2 separate regions of the Homo sapiens genome follow, and region 1 is linked to region 2. Evidence: chromatin contacts called from ENCODE Hi-C or POLR2A ChIA-PET data. All regions are on one chromosome and are shown on one strand. Each heading gives the region's core, a stretch centred on a gene start or an enhancer-like site at or near the end of the contact. The rest is flanking DNA. Distances are from core to core; before and after follow the strand shown. Region 1 has its middle 23 kb from the start of PIK3AP1. Region 2 overlaps LCOR (ligand dependent nuclear receptor corepressor).

Region 1 (5,898 bases), core at 1,383-3,882, 230 kb after region 2:
GTTGTCATAGCTGCTGTTTGTGAAACACGTTCTACATACCATCTATTTCAGCACGCATTCCCTAGTCCTCACAGTGATGCAAAGAGGTGGATGCCTGATTACACCATTTTGCAGATAAGGACACTGAGTGTCAGAGATGCCAAGTGACTGGTCCAGGAGCATTGGTTACCAGGCAGAGGAACTGGAATAGACTTGGGCTGTCACTCCAAAGTTCAGGTTCTTTCTGAGCTTAATCAGGATGTGTGTCTTTCTGTCAGCCCAAATGATACCTTATGTTCTAAGCCAAGAATATGGTATGGGGGAAAGAGCAAATTACTGGGAGTTGAGCAAGCTTCTGTTCCTGTTGCCATCATTAGCTAAGTGACCTCTGTGCCATTTATTTATTTATTTATTAGAGACTGGGTCCCACTATGTTGCCCAGGTTAATCTCAAACTCCTGAGCTCAAGAGATCCTCCTGCCTTGGCCTCCTGAAGTGCTGGGATTACAGGCCTGAGCCACCATGCCTGGCTTCTCTGTACCATTTATTGTCTCTGTGCTGCACTCACCTCATCTGGAAAATTCCCAAAGGCAGTTTGGTGTAGAGACAGAACCAAAAAGCTCTGGGGTTGACATAGCTGTATCCCTCTATTTACTGTGTGATTTTTAGTAAGTTACTTAACCTCTCTGAGCCTCAGTTTTCCATTCTCTGAAGAAGAGAAAATGGGTTGTAAGACTCAGGGTTGTTATGAGGGTTAAATAAGATAGTGTAACAGCATTTATTGTATTCTAAGCACTCAAAAAAAGAACTCTCTCCTCCTTGAAATATAAACTTTGATTTTGGGGGTAAAGAAAAACTGCCCATAGTTTTAGTATAAGTAACAACACCCAATTTGATGAAGAAAATATGTTTAATGTATGTGAAAGGACTGGTTTGGGATTCTTTTATGGTTCAGCAGAAGAAAGAAACCATTTTTCTCATACCCATAGTCTAACTCCACACAGATCCACTGACAGATCTCCTAGGGGGATAGGCTGTCCTGGATGGGAAGTGAGAGAGCGAGAGGTCCCACCTGGAGAGTGTGAAGGGGAAAAAACGAATCCCTAGACTTGGGAAGAGTGATATTATTGTGGGTTGAATGGTGGCTCCCAAAAACGTGGCCCACATCTTAACCCCTGGAACCCGTGAATGTGACGTTATTTGGAAAAAGGGTCTTTGCAGATATAATCCCAAGGTGAGATCATCCTGGATTATCTGTTGGGTTTTTTTTTTGTTTTGTTTTGAGATTGAGTCTTGCTCTTGTCACCCAGGCTGGAGTGCAGTGGCACGACCTCAGCTTACTGCAGCCTCCGCCTCCAGGTTCAAGTGATTCTCTTGCCTCAGCCTCCGGAGTAGCTGGGATTACAGGTGTGTGCCACCACACTTGGCTAATTTTTGTATTTTTTTTTTTTTTTAATTTTAGTAGAGACAGGGTTTCACCATGTTGACCAGGCTGGTCTCGAACTCCTGATCTCAGGTGATCTGCCTGCCTTGGCCTCCCAAAGTGCTGGGATTACAGGCATGAACCACCACGCCCAGGCCATCCTGGATTATCTGGATGGACCCTAAATCCAATGACAAGTGTTCTTATAAGAGACATAGAAGAGAGACCTGGGGAAAAGAGGTGATATGAGGAGGGAGGCAGAGATCTGAGTTATGCAGCCACAAGCCAAGGAACTCCTGGAGCCACCAGAAGCTGGAAGGAGCAATGAAGGATTGTCCTCCATGTCTTCAGAGGGAGTGCCGTCCTGCTGACACCTTGATTCCAGACTTTTGGCCTCCTGAATTGTGAAAGAATAAACATCTGGTTCAGGCCTGGTGGCTCATGTCTATAATCCCAGCACTTTGGGAGGCTGAGGTGGGCAGATTGCTTGAGCCTAGGAGTTTCAGACCAGCCTGGGCAACATGGCGAAACCCTATTTCTACAAAAAAAATCCCCCCAAAATTAGCCGGATATGGTGACATGCGCTTGTAGTCCCAGCTACTTGGGAGGCTCAGGTGGGAGGATCACTTTGAGTCTGGGGGGCAGAGGTTACAGTAAGCCAAGACTGCACCACTGCATTCCAGCTTGGGTGACAGAGTGAAGCCTTATCTGAAAATTTAAAAAAAAAATTGTGTAGTTTTAAGCCATGAAATTTGTGGTAATGTGTCACAGCAGCCACGGGGAACTAATACAAGTGGCATGGGACAATTTTAGTGGCAACTCTGGGAAAAGAACCAAGATTAAAAGACATCAAGAGAGGACCCATTCAACTAAATATGTAGCATCAGACAATAGGGATGCAGACCTCACACCGACGACATACTAACCTTCTGAAACCAAGTCACACAGAGAGGGAAGTAGGTCAGTAGAACCGACAGGACATCAGGGTAGGAAACCAAAGAGGCCGTGTTGCCTGAAGTGAGGGATGCCGGCCATCTCAGATCCTGCCCCAGCAATGGCAAAATGGATCTCTCAGATGCTGGGAGATTAGACAGAGATATACAAAGAACGAGCACATTTCTGTTAGAATAGGAAAAAATAAAAAATAAAAGGGAAATGGTCAAGAGGTAGGAAGATATAGCTTCCTCTCAAGGAGCCAATAGCCACTGGGGTGTGCTGTTTTCTCATGATCAAAGGTTTGAGAGGGATGACTCACAAGCCTCTACTGAAGGGTCTCACAGAGAAATGCACCAAAAAGAAAGGGTATGGAAGCAACCTAAGTGTCCAGTACCAGAGGACAGGTGAAATGATAGCACAGCCGCACAACAGGGCATGATGCAGCCACAGTGCTGTGGATGAATGTTCACTCAATTGAAATATGTTCAAGACATATTAAGTGCAGAAAGCAAGCGTGAAACAGTAGGTACAATGTAATCCTGTTCCTCATATGTAAAATGCAGATGAAGGTAATAGTAGTTACCCTATAGAATTGTTACAAGCATTTGATTAATATATGCAAAGTGCTTGGCAGTACCTAGAACATGTAGATGCTGTACAGCATCACTGTTTTATCATCACTTATTTTTTTTTAATTCTTAACATTTTTATTTTATTTATTTATGTTTAGACAGAGTCTTGCTCTGTCACCCAGGCTGGAATGCAGTGGTGCAATCTCGGTTCACTGCAACCTCCACCTCCCAGGTTCAAGTGATTCTCGAGCCTCAGCCTCCCAAGTAGCTGGGACTATAGGTGCATGACCCCATGCCCAGCTAATTTTTGTATCTTATTTTATTTTTGAGATGAAGTTTCACTCTTGTTGCCCAGGCTGGAGTGCGATGGTGTGATCTTGGCTCACTGCAACCTCCACCTCCCGGGTTCAAGAGATTCTCCTGCCTCAGCCTCTCGAGTAGCTGGGATTACAGGGGCCCGCCACCACGCCCAGCTAATTTTTGTATTTTTAGTAGAGACAGGGTTTCACCATGTTGATCAGGTGGGTCTCAAACTCCTGACCTCAAGTGATCGGCCCGCCTCGGCCTCCCAAAGTGCTGGGATTACAGGCATGAGCCACCGTGCCCGGCCTAAAACAATTTTTTTTTTAATATGGAATGCTTCGTGAATTTGCATGTCATCCTTGCACAGGGGCCATGCCAATCTTCTCTGTATTGTCCCAATTTTAGTATATGGGCTGCCGCAGTGAGCACTATCATCGCTTCTTTTAAGTATTCAGGTCCACTGTTCTGACCCTTGGGGGTCAATGTATTTTGTGATTCAAACTTTTTCAGATTTTACAAAGGTGTATAATTATGGAACATCCTTAGTGTGCTTGAAGTAGCAACTCACGACAGCCAAATTCATTAATATTTCTGCAGTGAAACATACGAGTATTCACATTAAGTGAGATAACTGAAGAATATAAATAGCACCACATCAGTTTGGATCAGGTGGTGCAGCCAAATAAATTCACTACAAACTTGGAAAACAAACACAAAAACAAAACAACCTTGTGGTTCCAGGGATTTTTGCCTGGGGGAATTACAGATGAGAGACTGTCGACCTGTTTATATAGAAGCATCAGGAAAGCCTGAATGCATTGTCTTGTTACGGTGCTGCTGCTCACTGAGGAGACTGCGGCTTATTTTTATTTTTATTTTTGCCTTTTGACTTTGCTGTTTTAATTTTTCTGCACTGAGTATTAAATACTTTTTTGCCTATAGTTTCTTGAATTTCAATCGATTCAGATAAATGTAACACAAATTTAACCCAAGGAGAATATTGCGTTGCTCAGTGGACCTCAAAAAGATCATAGCCAGCATTGGGTTCACAATTTTCATTTGCACCTTTAAGAAAGTATATTTTTCTGGGGAGGCAGGGAACACTAAAGGAGATGGAGCGGGTTTTTCTATTCTTTTTCTTCTGTCTTTAAGTTGGTCCCACCAACACAGTCCATATCCAGAACTAGTTAATTCCTCATCTAGGGCTTGCTTTACCTCCCCTCCCCTCCCCTCCCTTTCCTCTCTCTCTCTCTCTCCCCCTCCCCTCCCCTTTCTTTTTTGAGATGGAGTCTTGCTCTGTCGCCCAGGCTAGAGTGCAGTGGCGTGATCTCGGCTCACTGCAACCTCTGCCTTCTGGGTTCAAGCAATTCGCCCACCTCAGCCTCTGGAGTAGCTGGGACTACAGGTGCGCGCCACCATGCCCAGATACTTTTTGTATTTTTAGTAGAGACAGGGTTTCATCATATTGTCCAGGCTGGCCTTGAACTCCTGACCTTGTGATCTGCCCGCCTCAGCCTCCCAAAGTGCTGGTATTACAGGCATGAGCCACCGTGCCCAGTCCCTCCTCTTTCATGATAAATATATATTAGTTTTACATTAAAAAGTAAAACAAGGCCAGACATGGTGCATTCTGCCTGTAATCCCAGCATTTTGAGAGGCTGAGGTGGGAGGATTGCTTGAGGCCAGGAGTTCAAGACCAGCCTGGGCAATATAGCCAGACCCGGTCTCTACCAAAAATGAACTGAGTTAGCTTGGCATGTTGGTATGTGTCTGTAGTCCCGGCTACTCGGGAGGCTGAGGCAGGAAGATGGCTTGAGCCCAAGATTTTGAGGTGGCAGTGAGCTGTGATTGCATCACTGTACTACAGCCTGGGCGAGAGAGCAATACCTTATTTCTCTAAAGAAAAAAAATAAGGGAATCAGGCGTTGTAGCTCACGCCTGTAATCCCAACACTTTGAGAGGCTGAGGTGGGTGGATCACCTGAGGTCAGGAGTTTGAGACCAGCCTGGCCAACATGATGAAATTCTGTCTCTACTAAAAATACAAAAATTAGCTGGGTGTCGTCGTGGGCGCCTGTAGTCTCAGCTACTCAAGAGGCTGAGGCAGGAGAATTGCTTGAACCCAGGTGGCAGAGGTTGCAGTGAGCTGAGATCGCACCACTGCGCTCCAGCCTGGGTGACAGAGCGAGACTCTGTCTCAAAAATAAATAAATAAAATTAAAATTAAAAAAAAGGTAAATCAGTAACCACAATAAACTGAAAAATAAATAGAATGTGGGGACAAGTGAGAGAAGTGTGTGTGGACAGGGGAAATGGGGGAAGAAGGACCCTGCAGGGACACGGAGGGGGTTTAGGGGAGGTTTTTAGGGAGTGAGCTGCCTCATGAGTCAGGAAGGAGATGTTGCTGGGCAGAGCTGCAGTCAGTGAGGCAGGGAGAGGTGGCTGTTCTGGGCGACTTTGCAGCTCAGGGCAGGCGCAGGGCCCAGAAGGGGAACGGGAAGTGTCGAAACATCCGTGGGACGCCCTGCTGAGTTCTCCAACCCTGAAACCCGGGACCCTTTCCTGTACAGCTTCTTGGGAGCTTGAACAATTTGAGGGAGGTGACATATCCAGGAGGAAATTTCAATGCACATGTGTGAGGTCTTCTAGTCAACTGTCTATGTGGTTGAGGATTCCTTAGAATGATG
Region 2 (5,989 bases), core at 315-2,814:
CTCAAAACTACCCCACCTGGTTTGATTGCATTCTTTCCTGAAAATCCTAAGCCACTGTGCTTGGTAAAACTCAATTACACGGGGTCTTGTGTGTTTCGCTGTTGTTGCCTAGGCTGGAGTGCAATGGCGTGATCTTGGCTCACTGCAACCTCCACCTCCCGGGTTCAAGCAACCCTCCTGGCTCAGCCTCCCAAGTAGCTGGGATTACAGGCGCCCACCACCACGTCCGGCTAGCTTTTGTATTTTTAGTAGAGACAGGGTTTTGCCATGTTGGTCAGGCTGGTCTCGAACTCCTGACCTCAGGTGATCCACCTGCCTCAGCCTCCCAAAGTGCTGGGATTACAGGTGTGGGCCACCACTCCTGGCCAGAGTCTTGTATATTTATCCTATAATTTTTATCTTGTATTGACTTTGCCTTGTTTTTGTCTTAGCTTCCCAAGCAGATGTAAGCTACTTGAGTGCAGGGACCATGTTTCATGTTTTCCTGTTTTCTCTTAGCAAAAAAGAGGAGAGGGAAAAGGGACATCTAGGATGCTTCCTGAGTTTTCTTCCTGGGCAGCACCATTTACTGAGATAGGAATAAAGGTAACAAAGATAGTGGCTGGTGGTTGTTAGGCTGTGTATGTTTCTGAAGAGCTCTGTACTATACATATTAAGATATTTACATGATTCTGAACCTGAGATGTCTGGTAGGCAACTAGACACATAGGCATGATGAGCCCACCAACAGCTTCCCTTCGATCTGAGAGGCCTTCACATGAATACTAACCTTTGTCCAGGTGTCATTAAAAGGCCCTGTTATAACAGCTAACTTTACAATATAGCAATAAAATCAGTTTTGGCTGTGCCTCAAAGTTATCCAGCTTCCTACTTTTTTTTCTGGAATTTTTCTTAATAGCACATAAGTATTTATTTTATTATTTTATTTTGAGATAGAGTCTCCCTCTGTCGCCCAGGCTGGAGTGCAGTGACACAATCTTGGCTCACGGCAACCGCCACCTCCCGGGTTCAAGCAATTCTTGGGCCTCAGCCCCCCAAGTACCTGGGATTACAGGCATGTGCCACCACACCCAGCTAATTTTTGTATTTTTACTAGCGATGGGGTTTTACACCCTGTTGGCCAGGCTGGTCTTAAGCGCCTGACCTCAGGTGATCCACCAGCCTCGGCTTCCCAAAGTGCTGGGATTACAGGTGTGAGCCACAGCACCCGGCCAATAGCACCTAAATTTAGATGAATTTCACTTTATCATTTGAATATTTTAAAAATGAATCTCAACTTCCTGATATTTAATTCTATTACTATTTTTTTATGTTAAAAAATAGGTGTTAGCCAGTTTTTCCTGTTTTAAACAGCTTGTCTTTACTTTTGCTTCTAGTTATTCAATTTTTCCGAGACCTTAGATTTGTAACAAACCCTAAATATAGCACTTGCATTAACTTAGAATATTGTTGGGCAGCTAGTAGGGAAACCAGAGAGAGGCAATTTTCTGTTCTGCAAACCATTTCCTCAACTTGGCCTAAGGTCCAGGAAGCACTGTTTTAGTTCGGTGCAGATTATAGTCTGTATCATACGATGTCCTTCACATCTGACTAAATAAGGTCTTTATAAGAACAGTAATTCATAACAGATGTTGAAATGACTTGAGCTCATGCTAGTTCATGCTGCTTCTGCTCATCAAGAGGACTCTGTAATAGTCAAGTGAATTATTCGTTAATCAGAAATACCTGAAAACCACCACTAAAGCACAGTAAGATCCTAGGGATTGGTTAATGGGAGGAAGTACTCCCACTTCTCATAAAGGAAAAGAAAAAACTGGATTTCCAATACTTAAATTAGTTTTCAGTTTATCTCCTTGGTGAGAAACGGTGTGCATGACCTTGACCACTGTCTTCCTATCTTCAGTTCCATGCCCAATTGTTAAGGGTGTGGTAAAAGGATAAGATAATATTCATAAACCCTTTAAAAGCTACAGTTTAAGAATGATTGTTGTTTCATAACCCCATCTTTAATGATTTACTCAATATTTATCTACATCATAGGTTAGACACAGCTTAACTTGCCTACCAAGTCAATAACACAACATTTAATTTCTGATGGAAAGCATTCCTGTGGTTAATACTGGTGGGTGGGCAATGCTTATGTTATCTTAGAGTTAAAGATCAAGTGGAGAAGAGATTTGGCATGGAGGTGAAGTGACAAGTCTGAGAGTCTAGAATTTAGGAGTGATGAATTTAGGTATTTACTCTCTAACTACCAATAACTGCTTGATGAGCAAAGGCAATATCACTGATGACCAAAATACATTCTTCTTGACTGAAAAAAGATCAATAGCCACAGAGAATGATGTTTGGATAGGAGCTAATCTTAATAGCAGAAACAGGGAGTCCCAGGAAAACAGAAGGGGAAAGCAAGCTTTAGAGAGCTGACTATAGTCAAGGGTTGTAAATTACTATGGCTTGACTCTTTAAATAAAACAAAAATGCTTCCTCACCCCCTCTTCAAGGCATAACAAGTTATATTTTTTGCCAGACAATAATCTGAAATTGTGTCCCCTAGTTTACTCACTTCTTCTCCTTTAAGCACAGAAAGTATAAGTATAGTCAGGAGGGCCTGAAAAAATCTGCTGACAAGTCCTTGCTCTACACGGAGAAATTTATCTACTCTTGGCTATTTCACATCTGTTGTATCCTCCACACCTGAATATAAGGATATTCCAAGGTTATGACAAAGTTGTGTAGACATAATGGAGAAGGTTGGCATGGGGTGTGGAAATTTTATTTTTCCACTCTTTAGAAAGCCATAGGTGTACTTTAAAACCCCTGAACAAACTTTTCTTTCCACAGAACTGGCTTAGGAGAAGCAGTGAAAGGGTAGGCAAAAGTGAATACAGGAAAGTGAGAAATGAAGTTCATAAAAATCACAGGCTGTTAAATATGTGATTTCCAGGTGGTTGAAATCCAAATTATCTAAATTTGGATGTAGATAGAACCTAGATACAGAAAAAGCAATTTTCAAAATTGGGGTTAAATTATCCCCTTTCCCAGAGATCAGAATCATGGAGAATGGTGAGGGGTTGAAACCAGGATGTATCTCTTCACCCCTATAGAAGTCCCAGCCTCAGTGACACCATTGCTAATGGCAACATGGTATTTGTTCAAGTGTGTGGAGGTACTGATCTAAAGCAAAGGGCATGCAATCCCTTTGTAATTGCTAAGTTTACCATGTTCTTAACCACATTCACTAAAAGAGCAGAATAAAGGTTCAAAAATAATGAACTAATAATCGAAACTGGGGGAAAAATAGGTGTTTCAGAGGGAGCTTACTGGGCATGAAGCCATAGTTTGCTACCTTTCTGCATCTTAAGGCTTAATATCCCTAGATAAGGGACAGAGTAGATCTCCTAAATATCACAGAAGCACTTTAAGGCTTATATATTGTATCTCCTATTTTTCTTCATTTTAACTAGATTGTCAAATTTATTAAATTACAATAAAAAATATAACTATCAAGAAGATTCTCATGTTCATTCTTTAACATATTTTTACCCTACAGACAAATGTACCCAGGATGCCAAAATACAATCAGAAAGTTACTTGGAGAGCAGGAAGTCAGAGCAAGGGTCATTAAGCACAGCAGGTCAATGCCTCCATTTGCTCTCTGGAAATGTGATGGCCTCAGAAAACAGACATCTCTGACAAACTACTTCTGTGGTTTTTTTCCCCTACCAAATTGATTTTTGTTTCTAACTTCATCATCCTTGGTAAGACTATGCAAAATCTAACGTATATATGGTGTTAATTTTTTAAAAAAAGGGAGGGTTCAGAGGCAGTGAGAGATGTGAGATTTTGGACTGGATGACATACATTTAAAAATATTTTTAAAATATTTTTAATATTTTACCCCTTTACCTCATTGATACTCATAAGGTGAGCAGTAACACTAAATTTTTATTTTTTTAAGTATTTTTAAAGTGTGAGGATAAGCAAGGTATTTTATATTTATCATCCTCTCTGGGGTGCTATAAGAATTAATAGTCCTTTATAACTATTCCCCACCCCACCCCTCTCTAGAAACACTCAAGGCTACAGCTGGAGATGTTCTGGGGGTAGAACTGAACTAAGTATTAATAAAATCATCTGTACGTTCAAGTTTTTACTCAGGAATCTTGGAAGACAAAATGTAACTGAATGTGTAGGCACACATGCAGACGTAAGAGTTATAAGGCCTGTTATTTAGATACTCTATGCTAGATATTCTACCTCAATTTTTATTATTAGTTTCATCACTTCCCTTGCCTCCAATACACCATCCAGTTTTAACTACAAGGGTTGACTTTCTTTGGAAAATGCTATATTGTATATCTCTGCCCCTCGTTTCTCATTTTAGAGTCAGCGTCACATTATCCAGAATTGCCAACTTCCTAAAGCCCAAATCTCATCTGGTTACTTTCCTGCATGAAACCCCTATAAGCTCCCCACTGCTTACACAACCCTCCTCAGCACCCTGTCCCTGGTGCTGCATTAGGTAGTTTCTCCTCTACTCTCACAGTCTGCTTGTATCTTTTGTTAAACAGTACTTATGCTGCTTTGTAACTATTGACCTAACCGTCTTCTCCATGGACTGTGAACCTCCTCTAGGTCAAGGACTTTGTCCTTTCCAATTTGGTAGCCTCAGTGCCTAAAGCTTGGGGCTCAACTCATGGCAGGCATTAAGTCAGTCACAAATGGACTATTCAAATAAATTATTATGTAGTGAAAATAATTCTCCCAAATGCATTTTTCAAGGGAATTGAAAGGGGTAGAGGAAACATTTTTACATATAATCAGAAGGGAAAAGAATAACCTTTCAAAAAAAATGAGTTCAACGAGGCAGGGAAAGAAGGGAATTTTGAAGGGCAGACAGTAAGTATGTAGGTTTTGACTAAGCACACAGGCAGTCCAAGTGTGCTCTCTAAGGTACCAGGAAAACTGGGATGAAATGGTTTACATAATGGCTTTAAAACACCACTAGGTTTTCAACAGCAATCCAGAACAAGAAATACTTTTTACAAAGTGACCCAGTACACACATTCCAATTTGTATGTATATATGTATGATGATGTAAGTTTTGATGAAACATTATTTATCCTTACTATAATCCTATGTACTCTGATTCTGTTTCTTTTTTAAAATGCTGGCTAGAGCTGTGCGTGGTGGCTCACGCCTGTAATTCTAATACTTTGGGAGGCCGAGGCAGGAGGATTGCCTGAGCTCAGGAGTTCGAGACCAGCCTGGGCAACATGGCAAAACCCCGTCTCTACTAGTCCCAGCTATTTGGGAAGCTGAGGCACAAGAATCACTTGAACTCGGGAGGCAGAGGCTGTGGTGAGCCGAGATCATGCCACTTCACTCCAGCCTGGGCGACAGAGTGAGACTCTGTCTCTAAAATAAAATAAAATAAAATAAATAAAATAAAATAAAATAAAATAAAATAAATAAAATAAAATAAAATAAAATAAAATGCTGGTTAGGATCTTACAATCCATTAATAGGCTGTAGCTGGTCAACCCAATTTGAAAAACTACCTGGTAGGTAGAGAAGAAATCCAAGAAGATGGATTTTTTTTCTTAATCCATCTCTATCTAGTCAAAATTACACTGCCAGGTCTTCTTGGCAAAAATACCTCAAGTCAATTTATTTTTTACTCTTATTTATTTATTTTTTGAGACGGCGTCTCAGTCTGTAGCCCAAGCTGAAGTGAAGTGGTGTGATCTCGCTCACTGCAACCTCCGCCTCCCGGGCTCAAGCGATTCTTGTGCCTCAGCCTCCAGAGTAGCTAGGACTACAGGCAAGCGCCACCACACCCGGTTATTTTTTTGTATTTTAGTAGAGACAGGATTTCACCATGTTGCCCAGGGTGGTCTCAAACTCCTGAGCTCAGGTGATCTGCCTGCCTCAGCCTCCCAAAGTGCTGGGATTACAGGCGTGACCCACCGCACCCAGCCTCAAG

Evidence for each region. Hi-C counts contacts between places; a loop is a spot of excess contacts on that map. ChIA-PET counts read pairs that join two places held with the same protein, here RNA polymerase II (POLR2A). Pooled maps may share reads with other maps.
Region 1: a loop to region 2 is called in a map with no recorded cell type, with 2.7 times the contacts of the local background. The contact joins two enhancer-like sites. A Hi-C loop is called at or near these places in 4 of 37 single-sample maps with no recorded cell type and 7 of 50 pooled maps. POLR2A ChIA-PET finds 5 or more read pairs at or near these places in 1 of 52 experiments (activated T-cell).

What each region holds. Positions count from the first base shown.
Region 1 is chr10:96,740,910-96,746,807 of GRCh38, reverse strand. It overlaps the pseudogene RNU6-1274P. Among named protein-coding and RNA genes, the nearest start is that of PIK3AP1, 23 kb to the right of the region's middle. RefSeq lists enhancers at 2,669-2,718, 5,541-5,610. Within about 2 kb of position 2,632, at least 3 of the 41 ENCODE cell types and tissues checked have a DNase peak (open chromatin) inside an H3K27ac peak, as active enhancers do.
Region 2 is chr10:96,970,111-96,976,099 of GRCh38, reverse strand. All of the region lies in intron 7 of LCOR (ligand dependent nuclear receptor corepressor), which reads right to left. Among named protein-coding and RNA genes, the nearest start is that of SLIT1-AS1, 130 kb to the left of the region's middle. Within about 2 kb of position 1,564, at least 2 of the 41 ENCODE cell types and tissues checked have a DNase peak (open chromatin) inside an H3K27ac peak, as active enhancers do.